Linked DNA regions of Homo sapiens: all the other regions are linked to region 1. A link is a loop called in an ENCODE intact Hi-C map of the cell type or tissue named here. Cell type or tissue: PC-3. All regions are shown on one strand.

Region 1 (8,000 bases):
ACCTCAGGTGATCTGCCTGCTTCAACCTCCCAAAGTGCTGGGATTACAGGCATGAGCCACTGCACCTGGTCCTCCTTTTCTTATTTCTAAGTGATATTCTCATTCATCAAGGCTCAATTCAAAAATTACTTCCTGTCAGAAATTCTTCTGTCTCTATCCTCAAACCTCACATTTGCTGCTTTCTTACTTTTGTTTCTGTAGTCATTTCTTAACAGATCATATGATTGATTTTTAGTTTTGTAGTTTTATCCTCTAATAGACTCTAAATTCCTTGAGAATATGAATCATTCATCCTTGCAATTCTTACAATATACATATTGTCTAGTATACAGTAGATAATTAAAGTTTGTTACAGGGTACCAATTTGGAATAAGGAGTTAGTAGCTGAAAATGACCTAAAATGCTCTCTACTTTCAAGTTATAAACCCACACATTCTTCTGTTTCTCTGTATATGTCTGTCACTGCTTAGCTGATACATGATCTAACACCCTATTAAGCCGTCTTCAAATGTCAGACTCCCATTTCTAACAATACTACACAATTGTATGTTATTTTAAACCTTTCAAACGTCTTTTACATAAATCACTTTATTTAGTTCTTACAGTAATTCTATAAAGTTTCTGGATGAGAAAACAGAAACAACAAGCATCAATGACTTTGGACTAAAGCTCAGGTCTTTTGAACCCTTGCTATAATTCCCTTTGGTCCAGAGCTTACAGTTTTTAAACTTTTTACTTTCAAATATTTTCAAACTTATAGAAAAGATGCAAGAATAGTGCAGAGATCACCCATATACTTCACACAGATTCACTAATGTTAACATTTTACCACATTTGATTTCTCTCTCCCACCCTGCCCCCATATATACAGGACCATTTGAAAGTGACTTGCAGATGTCATGCTCCTTTACTCCTAAATACGTCAGTGTGTATTTCTTAAGAACCAGCATATTCATCTATGTACTGTAGTAAAATGATCAAACCTAGGAAATTTGACATTGATATAATATTTGAATCAATACACCTAATACAAGTTTGCAAATTTTTCTAATCATGTCTTTTATGAATTATGACTTTTTTCTGGTTCAGAATTGAACAGGATCACACATAGCATTTACTTCTTAGATCTTTTTAGTCTTCTTTAATGTGGAAGTGTCCATTATTCAACCTACACTTGCGTTTTCTCTTCTTTTCTTTTCTTTTTTCTTTTTTTTTTTTTTGAGGTGGAGTCTTGCTGTGCCGCCCATGCTAGAGTGCACTCAGCCTCATGGGTTCAAGTGATTCTCCCCCCTTAGCCTCCCAAGTAGCTGGGATTGTAGGTGCCTGCCACCATGCCCAGCTAATTTTTTATTTGTAGTAGAGACGGGGGTTTCACCATGTTGGCCAGGCTGGTGTCAAGCTCCTGAACTCAAGTGATCTGCCCGCTTCGGCCTCCCAAAGTGCTGGGATTATAGGTGTGAGCCACTGTGCCAGGCCACACTTGGCTTTTCTTAATTTCTGCCCCATTGCTAACTCTACAGGGCAACTGGGGTGTCTGTGGTAGGTAACAGATCTGCCTCACACATTGTATACAAGAGGTTAATGTCATTAAGGCAAATCGTGACCTATCAGGGACAGACCCAGTGGATAAATGCCACCTTCTTCTGTCCCTTGTTTGCAGAATTCTGAGGCTCATTCTGTGTGGATCTTTAGAGGATTCTCAATGGATCATGATCTGTGGTCATGTTCAACTTGAGACCTTCTTCCCCTGATACTGCTTTCCTTTCTTCCCTATTTTACTCTCTCCAGTCCCTTCACTTCTTAAAACTTGGGATCATTTCCCAAAATAATCCCTTGCACATAAGCCCTTGTTTCATCTTTTTAAAAAGAGATCTATACTAATACAATTATACCTACTGTTAATAGAGTTAGTGGGTCCACAGTTAGTGGGTCAGGTAGGTGACAGATTAGAAGTGAGCATTACAAATAGAGGAATGCATCTTTCTTAGGTACTGACCTAAGTAGACCTTCTTTCTTAACCCCCAAACAAAGACACAGTACTGGTCACATTAATGCCAGTGTAGGCTCTGATAATGACATTGACACTTCTCTCCAGTCCATGTTTCTTCCCTTCCCCTTCCTTCTCCTCTTCTCTTTTTCTCTTCTCTTCTCTCTTTTCTTTCTTTTTTTGAGACAGGTCTCACTCTGTTGTCCAGGCTGAAGTGTAGTGGTGCAGTCATGGCTCAGTGCAGCCTCATCTTCCTGGGCTCAAGTGATCTTGCCACTTCAGCCTTCTGAGAAGCTGGGACTATGGGCATGTGCCACCGCGCCTGGCTAACTTTTAAATTTTTTGTAGAGATAGGGTCTTGCTATGTTGCCAGGGTCAGTCTCAGACTCCTGGGTTCCAGTGATCCTCCCACCCTGGCCTCCCAAAGTGCTGGGATTATAGGAATGAGCCACTGTGTCCAACCCATGTTTCTTCTCAGCCTACTTCCACACCAGTGCAGTGCCTTCCAATCTGTAATTCCTGAGAGTATTGCAAGAGAATGAAAAGGGCTTAGTGAAAGTGATTGCTCTGCTTAAACTGCATACATCTCTTCTTCCTGTTTCTCATCATACTGCCCTTTAATGCTACTTTTTCTTTCCACTAATGATTTTCCCTTTGTCCTTGCCCATTTCTCTCTGTCAGACAACTCATTTCCCTTTTGTCCTCTCTGATAGTAGAAAATTTGACTCTGTGTATGTATGTTTCCTAGAAGAAAGCAGAACCATGAGTAAACACCCAGTGAATAATTTGGGATGCTGATGAAATCAAGGAAGACTGGAAAAGCAACTTGTTGGGTGTGCTGTGGAGAGATTTCCTATAGTGGGCAGAAGGTTAGATAAAAGATTCTCTGAGGTGTCTTCTATCTCTGGGAATTTATGCTAGAAATGTCAACTTAATTAAGTTGCAGTGCCTGTCAACAATCCAAGGGCAAAAGTTTGCTCCAGATCTATAATCTAGCCTCATCATCTTAGGGGGAATGTGACCAAATATAGTATAACACTATCAGTATGAAAAGAATGAAATCCACACAGCCTGCATAATTATAGGTGCAGAGAAGAAGAAATTGATGACACAATATTAAGGTTTATTTTTGCCACCTAAAAACATGTCAACATCCTATTATCTTATTATCTCAGATTTTTATTCAATTCTATGACAGCTAAAAGTAACCATTATATCTGTCAATTAAAAGAAGAGAAACTGCTTATTGAAATTTTATAATTTGATCTATGACATGGAGTTGAACTGGAAGCACCTGCCAGTCTTCCTGATGTTCCAGATAGTATTTTGCTGCAAATTAATTAATCTAACTACATCTTGATTTTCTCACACTGCATTAGAAAGTATGTGCTCTTGGTCATAAACCGTGATGAAACTATAAGAACCATGTAATGAAACCTTATGGTTTGAGTTGTCTGGCTTGTCATAGAGATGAATATAGTGTAATTAAGCCACACTCTCTCCTTGCAGTAATGAAGGCACTGTTTGGGGGACTATGCCAGGGATAGGAGAATAAGTTGTCTATGGCACTCGAACGGTCTACACTATCCAAGTAAGGTAACCAGCTAAGGCACTTTCAAAGTAAAACCAAACAGAAAGTCACGGCAGATAATGCCACTTTCATCACTGGTAATTACTGGCCTTAGAGTTGTAATGAATGGCTGCTACAGAATAAAAGGTAGGTGGCAATTTATGCAACAGATCATTGTTCATCATCAGCAGTATGGGTGGCACTAAGCAACAGGCAGAATTATTTTTAAACCCGCGAGGTAAAGTAGATTAAAGGTATTATTAATAGGCTAGGCCTAAAGGAACAGTGTCTTAATTATGGACTCTTTTTCCTATCCTTTCTTAAAGATATTATATTTCTACAACTGATGAAGGACTAGATTAGGCTTAGGCTAGCAGTAGAGGGAACACTCATTGCTGCATTAAGATCAAAGAACCTTCCGAAATTTTGGTTGCTCCAAGTACCAGAATCAGCTGTCATTCTGTTGGAAGCAATAGGGAAAGGGTAGCTCACAACATTTTTTTAAAAAAGTATTTCTCAATCAGTCCACCATTTACTGGACTAGGCTACAGTGAACTGCATAATTTTATGGAATCTCGTTTTTCAGGGTATCTTGTTAACCAATGGGCTGACATTCTCTTTGCAGGAGCTCCACCAAGTGGTCATCCAGCTTGTGGGCGAAAGTCAGAAAAACAAATTAGGAATCCTAAGAAAGACTGACTGATAGCCGAGTAGAGCAGTCTGAAGGTAGATAAACGTGAACCCTCCATCCATAGGGAGATTCAGATACAGGCTTCATGTTTAGACAAGACATCTGCTTTTCCTCACCATTTGTTTTTGGTAACTTTCTGGTCCTTATATGAACTATGCCTGCCCTTTGACCTCATGACCCCATATGCTTTGAGCCCTCCATTTTCTCCTAATCAATTAGTCTCCTTCTGTCTTCCCATTTTCCCTGTTCAGCTCCACACACTGGTGTCCACTACTTAAATTATGCTTTCAATATTACTTTCAACTCTTAATCCAGCCATCCTGTTTCTCTGACTCTGGAACTGAGCAGCTGAGAGTTCTTGGAGAAAAATCACACAGCCATACCAATTGATGTCACTGTATGTTGTTGCTTTCTGACCAAGGCTGAGTCCTCAGTTATGGTGAAGGTGCTTCTGATCAACTGACAGTGGGTATTCCAAACATTTACTTCCCTTACTGTCAAAACCACCAACTCTTCTTACACTCAGCAAATGATGATTCTGTCCTTTTCATTGTGAAAAGGCAAGGGCAGAAAGTGAAAACGGCACCTTCCTCTCCCTCTTACTTATTCGCTTATTTATTGGCATTTTTACTTCTCCTTCCTGTTGGAAAAGGTGCCCATCTAACTCGAGGCTCATTTCTCAACCTGTAGATTGGATTCCATCCTCTTCTGTGTACTCAATGACTTTATTATATCAATCATCGCCCTCTTTCCTGTTTTACTTCAGAAAATAAACAGAACAGTGGTTTGTCTTATTGAAAATGAAAGCAAAAGTAAAATTACCTTGGCAGTTTTGGGTCTCTAATTATAAGCCAAAGAAACAAATTGAGAACAACTTATGGAAAAAATGATATTCATTGGAAATATACTGGTATAATGCAGAACAGAAGAAAATACTAAACAGTCAAGCTTCCTGAGGGCAGAAAGTACAGGACCACTGAAATGAAACCGTGGACATGCATAATCATGTATGTTTACTAAGGTTCAACTACCTTTCCTCCTTGTGTCACCACTTAAGATTTAGCTCCTAGGAAGGAAACATTTGATTGGCCAAGCCCACCAGAAACATGTGCAGAGGAGATGCTCCTGATACCTGCACCATTGAATTCCATAAGGCACAGTTCAGGGAACTTTGCTTTGTCCTTATTTTGTTTGATTTATCGGTAGCAGTTCTCCTTCTGGAGTCCTTCTCCTTTGTTTTCTGTGGCATTATTCTTTCCTTAAAAAGAAAAAAGATAATTCTTTTTAGTCTCCATTGTAGGTTCCCTTTTTTTCTGCTTAAACAGTAAGTGTTATCTTCCTCATGGGTTCAACTTCGATCACTGTTATATTACAAACTTCCTCCTGCCAAATCTTCGTTTTGAGTTTGCGATGGAACCTACGATTGAATTTCCAATAAAATTCAGTATATCTAAAAGTGAACTTATGTATTTCAAACCTGCGCTTTACTTGAATGCCACATTTTCATAAATGGCATATCTCTTATCCAGTCACCCAATCCACTTCCCTGGGAGTCTTCCTAGGTCACTCTCACTTATACTCAATCAATCCCTAATCCCTGTGGCTTTTAATTCCTTGGTATCTCTTGTTCTCCTCTTTCCTAAACTCATAACCACTTTTTAAATTAAGGTCTTAATGACTTCTCACCTAAATTGCTACATTAGCCTCCTCAAAAGGTTTCCTTACACATCATACTCCGTTTCTTACAGAGTGATCCTTCTAAAATGCTAATCTGCTCTGCAAACTCAGATTCAGTCCTTTATCTTTCAGGATAAACTTCAAGGCTTAACCCACACATTCTGTCTTTGGCCACTTTCCAAGCTTCAGGGATGGCTACTTCCTTACTGCTATATTGTAAAACAAGCAGGTTTCCAGTTGGAGGGACTAGAATTGTTTTTTAACCTTGACTGAATGTAAGAATTTCTGGGGACATATTAAACATGCAGATTCTTGGCCTGACCCTAAACATATTAAATTGGAATCTCCAGGAGTGGGGCTTATGTCTCTACTGATTTTTTTTTTTTTTTTTGAGACAGAGTTTTGCTCTTGTTGCCCAGGCTGGAGTGCAGGGGCGTGATCTCAGCTCACTGCAACCTCCACCTCCTGGGTTCAAGTGATTCTCCTGTCTCAGCCTCCTGAGTAGCTGGGATTACAAGTGCCCGCCACCACGCCCGGCTAATTTTTTGTATTTTTAGTAGAGACAGAGTTTCATCATGTTGGCCAGGCTGGTATCAAACTCCTGACCTCAGGTGATCCACCCGCCTCGGCCTCCCAAAGTGCAAGGATTACAGGCGTGAGCCACTGTGCCTGGCAGTCTCTACTGATTTTTATGATCAAGCCAGTTTGTGAATTAATGATTGACTGTTTCTAGGCAGTCCTTTTACTTATGCTGTTTGTTCTGCAATTCCCAATCCCCTTGTCCTTCAATAGTTTAGTTAGTGTCACTTTACAGGTGACTCTCATTCTTACTTAGAGGCCTCTTCTCTGTGTTCCTGTACCGCGTAGGACTATCTCTGTCTTAGTACCCATCACATAATATTTGACTAACTTACCTATCTTATAACTGCTCTAAAAACTTATCTTTGTTTTCCCAGTACATAAAAGACAAACAGTAGGCATTTGGCAAAAATTACTTTGATATGTAAAAACAAATAAAAAGCTCACTACACTTTTTGCTGTTATGGATTCTTTCTGTTGCTTTATCTCTAAGGAGTTACTCATAAGATGAATATTGTTCAATTACTTAAAAACACCATTATTACTATGATTCCTTTAAAATCATATTATAGAATAATATTTTTTGATATGTGAAAATATTATAATGTACTACTAAGGGAAAAATAGGCTAAAATTTATATAATATGACTTTTTTGGTAAAAATTTTAAAACAAATTAAGTTAAAAATGCATATATAAAAACATATTGAGAAGACATACATTGTAATTTTATTACTCTTTGATTATGAAATAATGGGTGATTTTGTATCTACTTTCTATCAGAAGTATGTACATCTAAAACTTTTTTTATTTGTATAAATTTAAGGGCACAAGTGCAGTTTTGTTACATGGATATTTTGGATAATGGTGAAGTCTGGGGCTTTTAGTGTGACCATCTTCTGAATAATGTACATCGCACCTATTAAGCCACTTTTCATCCCTCACTCCCCTCCCACCTTCCCATCCTTCTGAGTCTCCAGTGTCTCTTACTCCACACTCTATGTCCATGTGTACATGTTACATTGCTACCATTTGTAAGTGAGAACATGTAGTATTTGACTTTCTGTTTCTGAGTTATTTCACTTAATATAATGGCCTCCAGTTCTATCCATGCTACTGAAAAAGATGATTTCATTCTTTTTTATGGTTGACTAGTCATTCATTGTATGTACATATACCACAGTTTCTCTACTCATCCATTGACAGATACTTAGGTTGATTCTAAGTCTTTGTTACTGTGAACCATGCTGCAATAAACATGAGTACAGATATCTTTTCAAGATAAAGATTTCTTTTTCTTTGGGTAGATACCCGGTAGTGGGATTGCTGGATCAAATGGTAATTCAACTTTTAGTTCTTTGAGAAATTTCCATGCTATTTTCCAGAGAGGTTGTACTTATTTACACTCTCATCAACAGTGTATAAGCATTCCCTTTTCTCCACACCCTCACCCACATCTGTTGTTTTTTGACTTTTTATAATAGCCATCCTGGCTTG
Region 2 (8,000 bases), 130 kb before region 1:
GAGATGGAGATCCTGACCCAGACATTTGCCAATCTTCACTGCAGACAAAATTTATAAAGTATTTTTATTTGTACTTATATGGCAAGTTTTATCCCTAATACAAAGATGATCAAATCAACCAAACTATATTCGCTATCAAAAATACTGTTGCTTTTACTCATGCTAAAAATGAAATATTTATAAAACAAAAACACTCTGGAAAATATTCTTCATAGACTTCTCTCACAACTCTAGTTTTGCTAATCACTTAGTTATACGTCAGTGAACAGCAAATAAATGATATTTTAATTTTCATTATAGATGAAAATCTCATAAAATTATTCTACTTGCCCTCTCAAAAAAGAGATACTAATCCATGCCATTTTAATCCTCGAGAGGTTGTGATTTTGAAAAACACCTGTTTAAACTGATTTTTTAAATAGTGCACGTTCATTAAGAAACATAGAAAAATTAAAAAAAAAAAAAAGAGCAACAGTAGTACCATCTCAAATATTCAATCTGAGTACCTTACCTGTATTATTATTTTTAGTCTATTAAGTCTATTTCATTCCAATCAACATGTAGAGAAAAATAATGGATGTTAATATTTTGCTATCATAAGAAGTTCAAATGAAAGGCACACATTGAATTCTTACAAATACACTATATCCTATTTCAGCTATGCTTCTGCTTCATTGCTCTGTATCTTTTGCACCAATTGTAACTATGATGAAGGCTACATAAACAAGCATATATGATAAAATCTGCTTATGATAAAAACATAGTAGAAGCAAATTTTTTACTTTGAGATCTTTTCAGGGCTTGCACACCGAAAAAAAGTTTCCGTTGTGTATTTTTATAATGGAAAAAAAACTGGATGATCCAATATACATCTATTAATAGGAGGACCAGAGAGATTTGTAGAAAGAGAAAGGAAAAAAAATCCAAAGATAAATGATTGAATTTTCAGAATAAAAGATAGAACAGACTAATAAAAGATACAAATCTTCGCATTAAAAATGCATGAATCTTTTTTTGGGAAAAATAAGTAACAAATCTAATATGCAGAATATCAAAGGCAAATAGGAAAATAAAAGACAAGAAAATGGAATAATGTTTCCAAATCATTAAAATAAACATGGATTGAGAATCTGAAGTATTCTTAATACTTTCTGGGTCCAGATCTTTAGGAAATTACAGTGAGTTTCTAAAATGAGTTCTACGGTATGAAGTAAATTTCACATGCAACTGAATAGTAAGGATAGCTATTAATATAATTATAAGAACCATCCAAAATCAGTCATCCTGTCATCCCTATACTCCTATATTCCCAAGTTATTAAGATTTTCTGATATTACAACTAGGGAGATCATTAAAGTTTAAAAATATATAGGGGGAGTTACAGGAGATAAAGAAATGGCATAATACCCTCAGGTGGTCACAGAAAGATAAATGTTAAAGATTTATCTTTAAATTGTGTAATGGTGTAAATTAACTTCATAAAATGCCATGAACTAAGAATTTAGAAGAGTCTCCTTTTGGCAACAATTTTCATAAAGAAAGAAATATGAAATAATCAGGATTTTTCTAAAATGAAGTAGTCAGTTGAACAAAATGACATACTCTTTATGCTTTTTCCTTTTGACCTCACTTGATGAGTCATCGGAATCTTCACTGCTAGAGGAATCCTGTAGAAAAGAAATAAAGTCAGTATCATCCACTAATGATTAGAATTTAACCATATTAAATTTTTATTTGCTATACTATTTAACATTCACTTTACAAATAACAGCACTTGTGAAGCCTTTTTTCAATGTAGTTTTATTTATGTTAACTAGCTGAAAGTAATAACATTTTTATTGCAAATTAATATAGCCAGTGAAATTAAGTAAATAGCAAAATGTCAGCACTTTGTATGAAACCTTAAAATCTACCCTCACTGGAGACCATTATTGTTGCCTAGTATAGCCAAAACAAGAAATCCTAGGTGCCAACATGCCAAATTTTGAATTTTTTCTTCACCATTACTTTTTGTTATAATTTTTCCTGAATGTTTTTGTGCAAACATACATGTATGCATGCTTGCACACACACACAAACTACATTGTGTATAGTGGCCATCTACTCTTTCAAAAATATTATGTTGAGATTTCTGTTATTATTTCGTACAAATATGATTTAATGATATAATATTCCTTCATTCATACATGTATATGCGTGTAGGTGCATATCACATTTAATTATTTCCCACAGAGTTCACATTTAGTTTATTTCTAATTTTGCTGTAATGAGCAAATGCACACAAATGTCCCACTGCTTATTTTGGATTAATCCCTAAAATTGGAATTACTGGATAATGCAAAATCTGTATTTCAAGATTCTTGATATATACACTTAAAGTATTTCCTACTTATTCTTTCAAAGCACTTATTATTTTTAATAATTTCACAAATACTAGTTAACTGATTCAGCAGCATGTCCACTTTTAAAATAATAGCTCATGATGAAAATGCACCTCTTCTGATCCGCTATTAGATGAGGCTTGATGTTGTTGTTGCTGCTGCTGCTGTTGCTGCTTCTTGAGGATTGCAGATCTCTGAACGGCCAGAATACTAGGACTAGATTTCCAAAACTATAATAGAAATATAAACCAGTGAATGAAGAAGTATTAAGAAAACTGCAAAAAAAGGTTAATTTATTGAAAAACTATACCACCATCTTTACTGCCTCAAAGTAATAAAGACTATATTCCTTACCTATATGTAACACAATTATCATTGCAATATAGTTAAATAAAATGCTGAGCTCTAGTTATGTATAAAAAAAAATGGTGTGTTGAGTTCCACAGACAATATTAATCAATATCCTCTTGATGCTAAGAGTATTATTTGTATTAGTGCTACTCATAGTGTGGTTACCTATTTTATCAGTGTGAGGTGAAGAGGCTGAGTCAGAATATACGTCAACGATGTCACTAGGCACATTGTTTTAGCTCAGATTTGAGCGGGGGGCCGGTAGCAACATTTTTCTCTATGAAGGAATCTGTGTGTCGATTTATATTCTGGCCCTCAAGCATCTTATCTCATCACAGACTGGTACTCTGAGTAACACTGTATACTACCACGAAGTATAGACAAGTTTTTGTATCTCTTGTAGTTTTTTCCAAACAGAATAGCCCCTTACCCTATTCCATCATTATCTTTGAGGAATCTGAGTTCCATTAAATTATTCTGCTAGTAGCAATAAAGTATCTCCTTTGAAGCTCTTGAAAGTAGAGATCATAACACGGTAAGGTTAACAAGTAGACCTCACAATGTCTTAAATTTGTATCTATGACACAATGGATATTTATGAAACTCAATTTCTGCCTAAGAGGCAGAAAACGTTTTATTTGCCTGTGTGTAATTTACACTTTGTGTTTTCTAGTTCGAAAATGCATCTATTCCAAGCCAATTAGTCCACAGGTGTACCACCATGAATGTGAGAATCACTAAAAGTAAATTTTAATTTAAAATGTTGTCTTCTCTAAAAGCTAGATTAAGAATGGTATAAACCAATCCTCTAAATTTTCCCAAAGTAATACAAGCAATCTACCTTTCATTGGGTATTTTATTGATTACCTCAGCTCCATCAACTTTCGGTGGTTTTGCTTGAACTTTGTTTTCTCGGGAAGTGTCTGACTCAGACTCTGACTGACTGCCTGATTCAGATCCGGAGTCAGAGTCACTGCTACCTGACTGGCTACTGCTTCCATCACTACTGCTTCCAGAACTCGAACCAGATCCAGAGCCTGAAGCTGACCCAGAATCATCATCCGACTGGCTATAATTTGAAAATAAACAATTTCAAACAAAATTCATTAGGAATTTAATTTTTCTTAGACGTCAGCAGAAAGCCCCAAATCATTAAATTTTACTTCATACTTAATATTTCAACTATCTTTGGCCAAAAAAAAGAAAAAGGAATTGATTTAATCTATAGTAACAACTGCCATAGTTGATAATTTATTTATACGTGATAGATTATTACATACTTGATAGATTTATGACATATTTTATAGATTTTTATGGCTAAAACATAAGCAATAAGATTGTAATCTTCTTCTAAGACAATATGCAAAATCTACTAAGTACAAAATCCTGGGTTAGAAACTTTGAGAAGTCAAGAAGTTGAAGGCATGGTACCTACCTTTATAAAGCTCTAGCAATAATAAAGTAAGAAATGTGTGAAGAAAAGATTAAATGTGTTAAAAAAAATTCTTACAGTAACAGGCAGAAATTTATTTGTAGTTTCTGCTTGTTTTCAAGTTTCCATCTCTATCACTCCAGGAGAACATAATTTATTATAACCGAGCTATGATAAAATATAATTTATTTTAAAAAATCAGTAACACTGCTTGTCTGAGAAAATCACTTATTAATAAGTTCTTTGTGGATCTGTAGCAATAAATCTGAAATAGCAAATTCTCATATTTCCTAACGTGTATACACACACATAAAAAAGCAATTGACATTTCATAAACTATCCTTTTTTCCATTTCTAATTTTTAGTCCAAGATAGAGCAGAAATAGTCTGGACTAAACAGTTGATTATATAATTATCCCCAAGGTCATTTGTTTATATGTTGAAAACTAGGGCATTAAATTTCTGGTACATATGGTTGACTCCGCTTTTGATGTAATTTCATTTGGCTTTATGAGAAACCACAGGTAATACAGTTTACAGATATACAAGAAAATACAAGTTTCCTGTCCTCTTCTGTAATTTTCTAAAATGCCACCAGATGGAGGTATTACTCTAAGACAACACAGTAATTCTCTTTTTCCAGAGCAAGAATTTAGTAATTTCTGCATGAGAACAGAGAAATAAAAGTTTGCAGGAAGAATTTTGATTCTACAGGTGAGATATATAAATGCTTAAAGTATGAATAAGCATTGTTGTGTTTTTCAATCTAATGGAATAAATGTTGTATTCATAGAAACAGTAAATTAAAATTTGCTTCTTAAAGGCATATGCTATGAAGATCATTTTTGCCATCATGTCTCCTCTCTGGTCACATAGTTTAGAGGTCCAAAAACAGCATATTAAATTTTAATTTTTAAGGCCATATTTTACTTGCATACCTTGCGAGAAATTTTAGCAAGGATATTAAAAGATTTTTTTTCCTGACATACAACTTTATTTTTCCCTTAACATAATAGGTAAGCAAAATATTTCATTTATTCAATAAACTTTATTGAGAACTATCATGTGTTAGGCACTGGGGACAGACTGAGATGAGATGAAGTCTTTATCATCAAAAGAACTATTTAACCTCGAGACAGTCATATAAATGAATAAATATCCTTCTTTGCTATGTTTAAGACAACTGATTCCCATGTATGGGGAGCACTAAAGATATAACCAAGTTTGGTACAGTAGTCAGAAAACACTTAGAAGAAAGTGCTGTTAAATGAATTCTTCAGCAAAGAAATAAAAGAGTATCTCTTTCTTTTGAGGAATGTGAGTTCTATTAAATTATTCTGCTAGTAGCAATAAAGTATCTCCTCTGAAGATCTTGAAAGTAGAGATCATACACAGTAAGGTTAACAAGTAGACCTCATGATGTCTTAAATTTGTATCTATGACACAATGGATATTTATGAAACTCAATTTTTTTCCAGAATACCTAGCAGAGTGCCTCACACAGATGGGTGCTCAATAAATATGTGAACAGTAGACAGATGAATGATTAAATTGTGGGGGCTATTGTGGGCCTGTAATTCTCATTAGTCATTAGTCATTCCAGATGCATAGCTAGTAAAAACTGCTTGTTAACAAATCAAAATTCTTAAATGAATACAGAAATCTTTCCTTTCATATTCTTTAGGCAGTAGTACTGGCTGGAGATAAAAGCAACAGCCCGAGGCTATGCTACTCTAGTTGCACAGGTTTATTGTTAGAATGTCTTTACCTTGGGTATTAGAAATACTGAATAAAGTATTTATTTTATTGAGTTGTTCTTTAGTACGATAAAGAATATGCAAAAAGAGCTGGGAGCGGTGGCTCATGCCTGTAATCCCAGCACTTTGGAAGGCAGAGGGGGGCGGATCACCTGAGGTCGGGAGTTCGAGACCAGTCTGACCAACATGGAGAAACCTCGACTCTACTGAAAATACAAAACTGGCTGGGCATGGTGGCGCATGCCTGTGATCCCAGCTACTTGGGAGGCTGAGGCAGGAGAATCACTTGAACCCTGGAGGCGGAGGTTGCAGTGAGCCAAGTTCACGCCATTGCACTCCAGCCTGGGCAACAAGAGCAAAACTCCATCTCAAAAAAAAAAAAAAAAAAGCAAAAAGAGTAAGGAATATCTTATTTACTGCTATAGAATGATCTAAGATACAGTTTAAGTGAAAAAAAGATACCAAATGTTTATAGAATGTTTCTTTTGCATAAGAAAGAAAAATATTTATATATATTTGCTTGTATTTTTTGAAAAGCAACAATGGCAGAATAACCCAACTAATTTGAAAATGATGGCCTAAAGAGAGGGAGGGAAGAGTAGAAGGAACAGCAATTGAAATGAGTCTTCAGTTTTAGAATTACGTAAATGTTTTACATGATTTTTTTAAAAAGAGATTTTTAAAAATGAAAGAAAAATATACATGGGGCCAGAAAAAAAATTAGACTTAAAACTTTGAGCTAAAATAGGTGAAAAGCCTCTCCCTAATAAAGTAATTTTATTTCCACCTACTGCTGCAAATGCTCTTTCTAAAATAAAAAGCTGATGGTGGCCTTTCTTTTTTGTCTTCTGTTCTATAACAAAGTTCAACAAACATCTATGAGACCTTTCAGGATCTCTCTCTAATTCTCCAATCTATTTTCAACTAGTTGCTCACTTAAATCCCTAAGTTCAAGCTATGGCAAGCTACATGTAATTCTCTAAAAGCCACTTACTCTTTCCACTTCCTGCCTTTGTACCATTCCTTCTCTTTTCTTTTTATTATGTAATTTTTTGAGTCCCACCTCACAGCTACTCCTCCAGCAAATCTCTGCCAACTCTATCCCAACCCAACGTTAAATCAGGTTTACTTCCACAGCACTCCCAAAACTTCTGGAATATATACCTCTATCTTGGTTATGAGCAAACGATGTAATAATCACTGTAGTTTTCAGGTACCCTACCTAAGACCTTATGTTCCTTGAGCGCTGGGATTGCTTTTTGCTGCTCTTATGTCAAGCATTAAATGAAGAGTACAATGTTTCATGGATAGATGAATAAATAAGTAAATCAAAGAGATATAGGGGACACAGTTTTACATATTTTATGTAAAACTCACAAATTTGGCTATTAAATCTCTGATCTCCAATTAATATTTTATTTTAGGTAATAACCAGTATTACTAATCTTTTATAAAACTGAAATATCTGTACAACACTTGAATTATCCTTAAAGTGTATTAAATCTCACCAGCACAACAGTATTAAAGTGGTAGGTAGATTGCTAAAAACACTGAATTCTTAATTCAGATAATACACCCACGGAATAAATAAATAAATAAACCCATTGAATTCTTTTCCTCAATTCACGAAAGAAAAACCACCATTAATAGGTACTGTGATAAAATTATAGTGTTTTCTTAGGGTAAATTAAGGAGAAATACCACATTTAAAAGATAAAATAGTAATTCAAATTAAAGTGTCTTTTCAAGTTTAATATACAATTTCAAATATAAACTGAGCAATATGATGAATTATCATGAATCTATCACCCAGCTCCACAATTAGCAACTCATACCAATCTTGATTCAACTAAGAAACTATTTGTAAACATTTGCAATACCAATATCTCTTAAAAGATCACTTCGTTAATATTAAAGATATTTAATATTATTAAACATTAAATTAAGTACACTGAATATTAAATATCCAATCAGGCTATCCCTTTAGTCTCATAATTGTTTCTTCCACTCTTCTGCTTTCCAGATTTTGCTAAGCGCACCCTTGTGTTATCATTTAACATATTTTTCTATCCCTTGTAT
Region 3 (8,000 bases), 58 kb before region 1:
GCAGGAGGATCCTTTGAGGCCAGGAGTTCAAGACCAGCATGGGCAACATAGCAAGACACTGTCTCTACATAAAAATTAAAACATAATTTTTAAAAACTTAACCAGGCATAGTGGCATGTACCTGGAGTCCTAGCTACTCAGGAGGCAGAGGTAGGAGGATTCCTTGGCCCAGAAATTCAAGGTTACAGTGAGCTATGATCACACCACTGTACTCCAGCCTGAGAGACCCTACCTCTATTGAAAAAGATAAAAAGTTGATTTGGGTAATTTGTTGATGATCTGAAACTCTCACACACTTTTGGTAGGACTATAAATTGGTACAACTTTGCAAAAACAGTATTAATCTGCTAAAATTTTAATCTCCTAAAATCTTAGGGATACGCCCACCAGGAATGCAAACATGCATATCAAAGCTACACTGGAAGTTCTTAACAGTATTATTTATCCTAGCTATAAATTGCAAGCAACCCCAATGGAGTTAGAATGGATAAATAATATGTGACATATTCATGGAGCAAAATACCATTCAGCAGTAAAAGTGAAGACACTATAGCTATGTACACAATGTGAATGCGTCCCACAAACATACCGGACACCAAATAATATAAATGCATGATTCTATTAATGTATACTCAGAAATGAAATTTTAGAAGTTAGAATATTGGTTACCTTTGAGGAAAAGAAAAGGGATAGTTCACCTTGCTCCAGAATACCCTGGTAACATACATACTACCATGGCTGTCTGGTGGGTAATTCTACCCTCTGCCCCAAGTCCCATGTCCCACTCCAGACCACAAGCAGGTTCCCCAGTCTTTCTACCCGATTCACCAATGGAAGGGATGGTGGAACTGTGTTCTAACAATGGTCAACAACTCAGATTTTCCTAAACGTTGCATATACATGCATAACTATTTGTTCATACTGTTCCCTCTGCCTAGCATGGAATTCCCTCTTCTCTCTCAGCAGAGAAACTTAATACTCCCAATTCAAAACGCAGATGGCACCACGCGAGGTCAGAGAAAGAGGCAAGAAGTTTTAGTCAACCTGTCTTTGATTATTGGCTTGCCATATGCAGTCTACGTGTACTTGATCATCGCTTAACTTTTTAGCCTGTTTCTCATGTATGAAACGAGAATAATGATATCCAGCTCATGGGTTGTTTAAAGGAATACATGACATGATAAGGTAAGAGCTTATTACATATTATTTTTCTTTGGTTTCCTTTTTCCCTTGCAGTATCACTTGCTTTCAGCTATGTACTGGCACCACTCAGAATAATTTTAGAGTCATTAATTTTATTTATTTATTTTTCTCTTTTATTTCTTTTAACTTTATTTTTTTTAATTTTAAAGACATGGTCTTGCTTTGTTGCCCAGGCTGGTCTCAAACTCCTGGGCTCAGGTGATCCTTCTGCCTCAGCCTCCCAAAATGCTGGAATTACAGGCATGAGCCACAGCACATGGATCCAAGTCATTAATTTTGTTTTATTTAATGTAATTTATTTATTTGAGACAGGGTCTCACTCTGTTGCCCAGGCTGGAGTGCAGTGGTACGGTCTTGGCTCACTGCAACCTCCCTCCACCTCCCGGGTTCAAGCAATTCTTCTGCGTCAGCCTCCCGAGTAGCTGAGATTACAGGCATGGGCCACCATGCCCAGCTAATTGTTGTATTTTTAGTAGAGATGGGGTTTTACCATGTCAGTCTGGCTGGTCTTGAACTCCTGACCTCAAGTGATCCACCTGGCTCAGCTTCCCAAAGTGCTGGGATTACAGGCATGAGCCACCACCCCTGGCCCTAAGTCATTAATTTTAAAAAATGTTTATTTAGGATGAGCGTACTTGGTAGGAGCCAGGGTTAGAAAAAGAGCAAGATATGATTCACAAGAAATTATTACTTTGGCCAGGAACAGCAAGTTAGTGAATAAGAAAATGTCTAATGAAAAAATAATTTTCAGAAATTTTAAGAAAATTTTAAGAGATTTTAAAGCCATTATATGCAAGAGACTAAATTTTTTAGATAACCAGAGAGATTAATGAGAAATCTACAGTAGCTACGCTGATCTAAAGTTATTGGTATCTAGCTTAATAGGTATGTCAATGGGAAGAGAAAAAAAGATATGACACATGAGACATTAAGAAGGAAGAAGCATTATAATTTTTTAATAGATACTGTATAAAGAATAGTACAGGCCAGACATGGTGGCTCACGCCTGTAATTCCAACACTTTTCGAAGCCCAGGCGAGAGGATCACTTGGAGTCAGGAGTTTGAGACCAGCCTGAGCAAAAAAAGCAAGACCCCATCTCTAAAAATAAAAAATAAAAAAATTAGCCAGATGTGGTGGCATGCACCTGTGCTAGGTGACAGAGTGAGACCCTGCCGAAGAAGGAGAAGGCAAAGAAGAAGGAGAAGGAAGAAGAAAAGAAGAATGAGGAGAAGGAAGAAGGAGGAGAAGTGGTAGGATGAGGGTGACGAGCAGAAGAAGAAGGAGAAGAAGAAAGAAGAGGAAGAGGAGGAGAAAGGAGAAAGAGAAGGAGAAAAGAAGAAGAAAAGAATAGTACAATGTGAACCTGTTTTGTATTTTTTGGTTTTGTTTTTTTTAGCGACAGGGTCTCACTAGGTCATCCAGGCTGGATTACAGTGGCTCAGTCATAGCTTACTGCAGCCTTCTGTACTACAGGCACACACCACCATGCCAATTTTTTTTTTTTTTTTTTTTTTTTAAGATGAGGTCTCTGTGTTACTCAGGCTGATCTCAAATTCCTAGGTTCATGCAGTCCTGCTTCAGCCTCCTGAGTAGCTGGGATTGTAGGCATGAGCTACACTGCACCTCGCAATTTCAAAGTCACATAAAAATTGTATTTGTTTCCTCTGAAACCAAAAACCTACCAATATTTTATCAGTCTAACTGTATGTGCTTCCAATGGTGTTAGCTGAAAATTTCAAACATTCAAAACAAAACACACTTATAGAATAAATTCATCACGTTGATTCTAAATAACATTAAACATGTTTTATTAAACATCGTGATTTTAATTTTTGAAAGATGAGACTTTCGTCACTTCTGTCAAAATATCTATCTTGGAAAAAAGAAAATAGGATGCAGGAAAACATCAAGTGGCAACTGTTGCTACATAGCTAGAAGGCTACATATGTTTCAGTTATTAGACAAACATTTCCATGCTCTGTGGCTTTAAAAAAGATTACTGCCCATGTAATGGGACATAATTCTTAACAATACATACAATTTGACAACTTGAAATTTATTGGTATTGTTATGAGTTGTTTAACTGACAAAGTTTTACTTTGACATTTGAATAAAACATCTAATATGCAATTTGCTTAACATACTTTGCATATCAACTGCTATAATATAAACTTTTATTGTAACAATGGGAATATAAGATATAAAGACATTTTTACATAGTAGAAGTGAACCAGTGAATCCTTTAAGATGAAATGTGAAATCCTGGCAAGGAGGAGGAAAGAACAGAACATATTAATAGAATGCCCTAAGATGGTCTGGGAACACTTACCCCAAATCAATATTTCATCAAGCAGATCACATAGCAAAGCTACTAATGTTATTAAGCACTGAACTAAGATACGTAAATAGAGAATAAAAATTTGTAATACACAAAGTAAATTACATGTTTATAGTTGTGAATATATAAAAAGCCAGTATTTTAAAAAAAGATCCTGGAAGAATCATGGCTTGCCAATAATCAAAATTGATTCTGGAGTGTTTCATCAATGGAAGATCTTTTGAAGTAACAGGATACTCATAATGGGGAAGATACACTCAGGAGAGAGGAAAAAAAAGCCTTCTGGTATAAAATCATGGAATATCACAATAACTATTTAATAGGAACAAATATTCCTATTGAAGTACTAAACTTTAGTGTTCCTATTAAAATACTAAACTCCTGGATATTACTCATTTGACAGGAGACAGTTGAACCTCACTGTTATGCTTATACAAATGTTTGGAATGTAACTTCATCTGGAACAATATTTGCACCTGGAACTTTTTTTATAATCTCATGAAATTTGCCTTATGAGTTTCCACTGCCATTTTGGAGTAATCTACATTCAGTCCTTGCCTCCGTGTTAGTTCGTTGTTGCATTGCTATGAAGAAATACCTAGACGGGCACAATGGCTCACACCTATAATTCCAGAATTTTGGGAGGCTGAGGGGGGCAGGTCACTTGAGTCCAGGAGTTTGAAACCAGCCTGGGCAACACACTGAAACCCTGTCTCTACAAAAAAATACAAAAATTATCCTGGTGGTGCACACCTGTAGTCCCAGCTACTTAGGAGGCTAAGGTGGGAGGATCACTTGAGCCCAGGAGGCGGAGATTGCAGTGAGCCATGATTGCACCACTGCACGTCAGCAACTGGGTGACAGAGTAAGACCCTGTCTCAAAAAAAGAAAAGAGTGTGAGAGAGAGAGAGGAGAGAGAGAGAGAGAGAGAGAGAGAGAGAAATACCTGAGGCTGGGTAATTTATAAAGTAAACAAGTTTCATTGACTCACAGTTCTGCAGGCTGTACAGGAACTGAACACACCCACATAGGGTATGTACAGAAGCAGATGCTAGTGCATCTGCTTCTGGTGAGGCCTCAAGGAAGCTTACAAGCATGGCAGAAGGTGAAGGAGAACCAGCATGTGACATGGAGAGAGAGGGAGAAGATGTCATGCACTTTTATACAACCAGATCTCACATGAACTCAGAGCAAGAACTGACTAGCACCAAGAGGATGGCGCTAAGCCATTCAAGAGGGATTCACCCCAGTGATCCAAACACCTCCCACCAGAATCCACCTGCAACACTGGGAATTACATTTGAACTTGAGATTTGGAGGTGACAAACATCCCAACTATATCAGTTTCTACCCTGGTACAGGAATCCTCATTGCATATAGTGCCCTGCCATGTTGGGTGCCCTGAATTTCTTTCAGTTCTACTACGTACAAAAGTTAGCTGCTTGTGGGCAGTGAGTAACATTCATGAACTTTATGGAGGCTACAGAATTGCCTAGCTGTTCAGTTTGAGGATGCCCCAGAGGAGGGCTATCTCTTAGATACCGTGATAATTAATCTTTTTGCACATAGCATCAACTTCCCAAGACATAATATTTTATATCCAAACATTAGAAGAACAGAGTTCATGAATGTTAATGCCTAAGCATAGACTCTTCTGAAAGCTGTGGCTTGTTTATGTGGGTGTGTCTTTAGTTAGGTACCCTATGTGGGTGTGTCTTTAATGTCCCAAGCATTAAAAGCCACATCTGTTAGGGTCTAGGGCAGGAAACCCAGACTATGTCATGCGTGAGTGCCACTCCAGAGTATACGAAAGTGAGAACATATTAGAAAAGGTCTTACAGCTTCTCAAGCAGCTCTGTAGTTCCTTTATTCCCAATCTTCTCTTAACCCTCATGTGCTGGTGTTGCTGGTTGAGGACAGTTTCAAAGCAATAATTTCAGAGCCTATGAGCTGCCTCTGTTTATACAATGATATGTGTCACAACTCTCGTGGTTCCTGCAAAAGAGCTGTAATTCTTCTCAGGATTGGGGGTGCACACTTTAAAGGAGTATGTTGATAGAAACCTGTTACAGGAATTCATTTTCCCCTCAAGCCACTTCATGGAAGCACAAGTACAATTTGTAAATTTAGTGAGACCATAATTCAGGGATGCACTGGATTTGGGCTTCAAACTGAGTGCACAGACATCACTGGAAGACTTAGGGGAAAAAAAGGAAGAGACCCTCTGAACAAGGGGGAAAAATTGTCAGATGAAAAGGGTGAAACAGAATGATAACTGCCAGAGGAAGGGATGAAGTTTTATTTCCTACAACAACATCCTTTCTTGTACTGCCTAGGTGAAGAGGAACAGATGCTGCCATGAAAGGGGTTTCCTAGAAAGTGGTGAAGAGACCATAGCCTAATGCAAGTAGAGAATTGGGACCAGGAAAAATAAAGCCATGAAATAATGAGTCTGCTGTATTAGAGGTAATTTTTTGCTGCTTCCAAGATTTAACATATGGAGTAAAATCCTAAATGCTGAATGAAAGAATCCAAAAGTTGAACATAACATAAGGTACCCTAGGATCCCTCAAAAAATAAAATAAATACCATTGGTTTAGAGAGAGGTATTCTATGGATTGACGTTTCCTGGGAATTTGGGGGTTTGAGGAAAAAAATATACTATACTTGATGTTTAGTATTTGGTTGTATTACACTATATGTTTAAATACATAAACATTTTAACATAAGTTCGTTGTCTGAGAACTTGCTGTATTTTCACATATCATCAATACTTCTAGGAAAGAGTTTCCAGAACATTATGAAACTTTAATCAGTGGGTATCTATAAATTTTATTGGATTATGGTGCCATATAAACAGGTAAGAAGCCATTTTTTCCCCTAAAACATTCTCCACACAAAATGGTCTTATAAATAACTGTGAACTTTGTATTTTCTCCTTGGCCCTACAACTCCACCACCACCAGAGCAGATAAACAGTTCTTAGGATTCCATGCCTCAAAAATGTACTTTCAGGCTAATCCGTTGTTGGCCAAGAAAAAGCTATATGGCCATAATTACAGGCAATTTGCAGCAAGAGAGACTTGAATTTAAAGTACCTCATCACTTCGCCCACCACACTGGGCCCTGAAAAAACTTAAGAACAGGTCACTGAGCCCTTTTCAAGTCAGGAAATTATCTAGTGGACTAGTACCTCATCGTCCTCTTTCAAATATCTCCAACCTATTTTTCATTGCTTATATTTAGGCTCTTTCTTTATAGATCTCATGTTGCATCCTGACTGTTTTCCTGATAGAGCTAGGAGAGAGAGACAGCAGGTTCCATTTATGCTTTCTGGACTCCGGGGATCCTAGAAGCCAGCTAAAGCACATAGTTGTAAGAAGAGCTACTTGCTGTAGAACAGAAGAGCCAATCTTTCCTTGTGTATTCTGCCAGAACAAATTCTAGCTTTCCACTGGCTGGCCCCATTCCACCTCACTCCCTTGCCAGGTAAATCTTTTGAGTCACCAAGCACAGCCAGGCTCACCCTGTTAGATATGTTTACCCCCAGATTAAAACCTAATGCTTCTCACCTCACCCACTCCACCTGGCTTCTCATTCTGAAAGTTGTACTTTATTTATTAAGGGCCTAATTGTTCTTTTTTTGTGCCTTACCTCCACTTCCTAATTTGAATTATTCAGTTTCTTTTGTTTTTTCTTATCAAACATTTGATACACAGAATGTAATTATTCATAATTCTTGTTTACTACCACAGTCTCATCATTTGTACACACAGGGCTTCCTTCCTTCTCTCCTTCCAACCTTCTTTATTTTTTATTTTTTTACAAATCGGGTCTTGCTGTCACCCAGGCTGGAGTGCATAATTGTAGCTCACTGCAGCCTTGAAATTCTTGGTTCCAACAATCCTCCCACCTCAGCCTCCAGAATAGCTAGGACTGCAGCCATGTGCCACCATGCCCAGCTAAGTTTTATTTTATTTTGTTTTGGTTTCTATTTTTTTAGAGAGAGGGTCTCACTTTGTTGCCCAACCTGGTGTTGAACTCCTGGGCTCAAACCAGTCTCTTGCCTTGACCTCCCAAAGTGCTAGGATTACAGGTGTGAGCCACCATGCCTGGCCTTTTTTTTTTTTTAATTTATTAGTGTAGTCAGGGTCTCACTATGTTGCCCAGGCTGGTCTTGATCTCTTTGGTTCAAGCAATCCTTCTGCCTCAGGCTTCTGAGTAGCTGGGACTACAGGTATGCACCACCACACCTGGCCAATTTATTATTTTTTATTTATTTATTTTTATTTTAAAATATTTTTTGATTATTATTTTTATTATTCACTTACTATTCCTCAAATATTTTAAAAATTATTTTGTTGAGAAAGGGTCTCATTCCATCGTCCAGGCTGGAGTGCAATGGCATCATCATGTTTCACTGCAGCCACAACCTCCTGGGCTCAAGGGATCCTCCT

Evidence for each region. Peaks named below come from ENCODE experiments on the same cell type or tissue, not always from the same donor. Only the 100,000 strongest peaks of a DNase experiment are listed, where the experiment ranks them.
Region 2: a loop joins it to region 1, with 15 times the contacts of the local background. A loop is called at or near these places in 101 of 110 quality-filtered maps.
Region 3: it touches region 1 in a loop (2.7-fold over the local background); 7 of 110 quality-filtered maps call a loop at or near these places.

Annotation. Positions count from the first base shown.
Region 1 is chr5:99,028,475-99,036,474 of GRCh38, forward strand. No RefSeq gene overlaps it. Among named protein-coding and RNA genes, the nearest start is that of CHD1, 100 kb to the left of the region's middle. RefSeq lists an enhancer at 4,950-5,009. In PC-3, CTCF peaks have their summits at 4,196 (motif pointing left) and 4,395; DNase peaks (open chromatin) are centred at 4,197 and 4,937; H3K4me3 peaks cover 1,628 bases; H3K27ac peaks cover 881 bases.
Region 2 is chr5:98,901,298-98,909,297 of GRCh38, forward strand. It overlaps CHD1 (chromodomain helicase DNA binding protein 1), which reads right to left. Exons shown (of 36, transcript NM_001270.4): 3 at 3,600-3,801; 4 at 2,495-2,611; 5 at 1,603-1,667; 6 at 1-38. Among named protein-coding and RNA genes, the nearest start is that of CHD1-DT, 23 kb to the right of the region's middle. RefSeq lists an enhancer at 3,157-4,356. In PC-3, a CTCF peak has its summit at 4,759 (motif pointing right); a DNase peak (open chromatin) is centred at 3,684; H3K27ac peaks cover 3,335 bases.
Region 3 is chr5:98,970,892-98,978,891 of GRCh38, forward strand. All of the region lies in intron 1 of CHD1-DT (CHD1 divergent transcript), which reads left to right. Among named protein-coding and RNA genes, the nearest start is that of CHD1, 46 kb to the left of the region's middle. In PC-3, no CTCF peak of the experiment used is centred here; a DNase peak (open chromatin) is centred at 4,550; H3K27ac peaks cover 452 bases.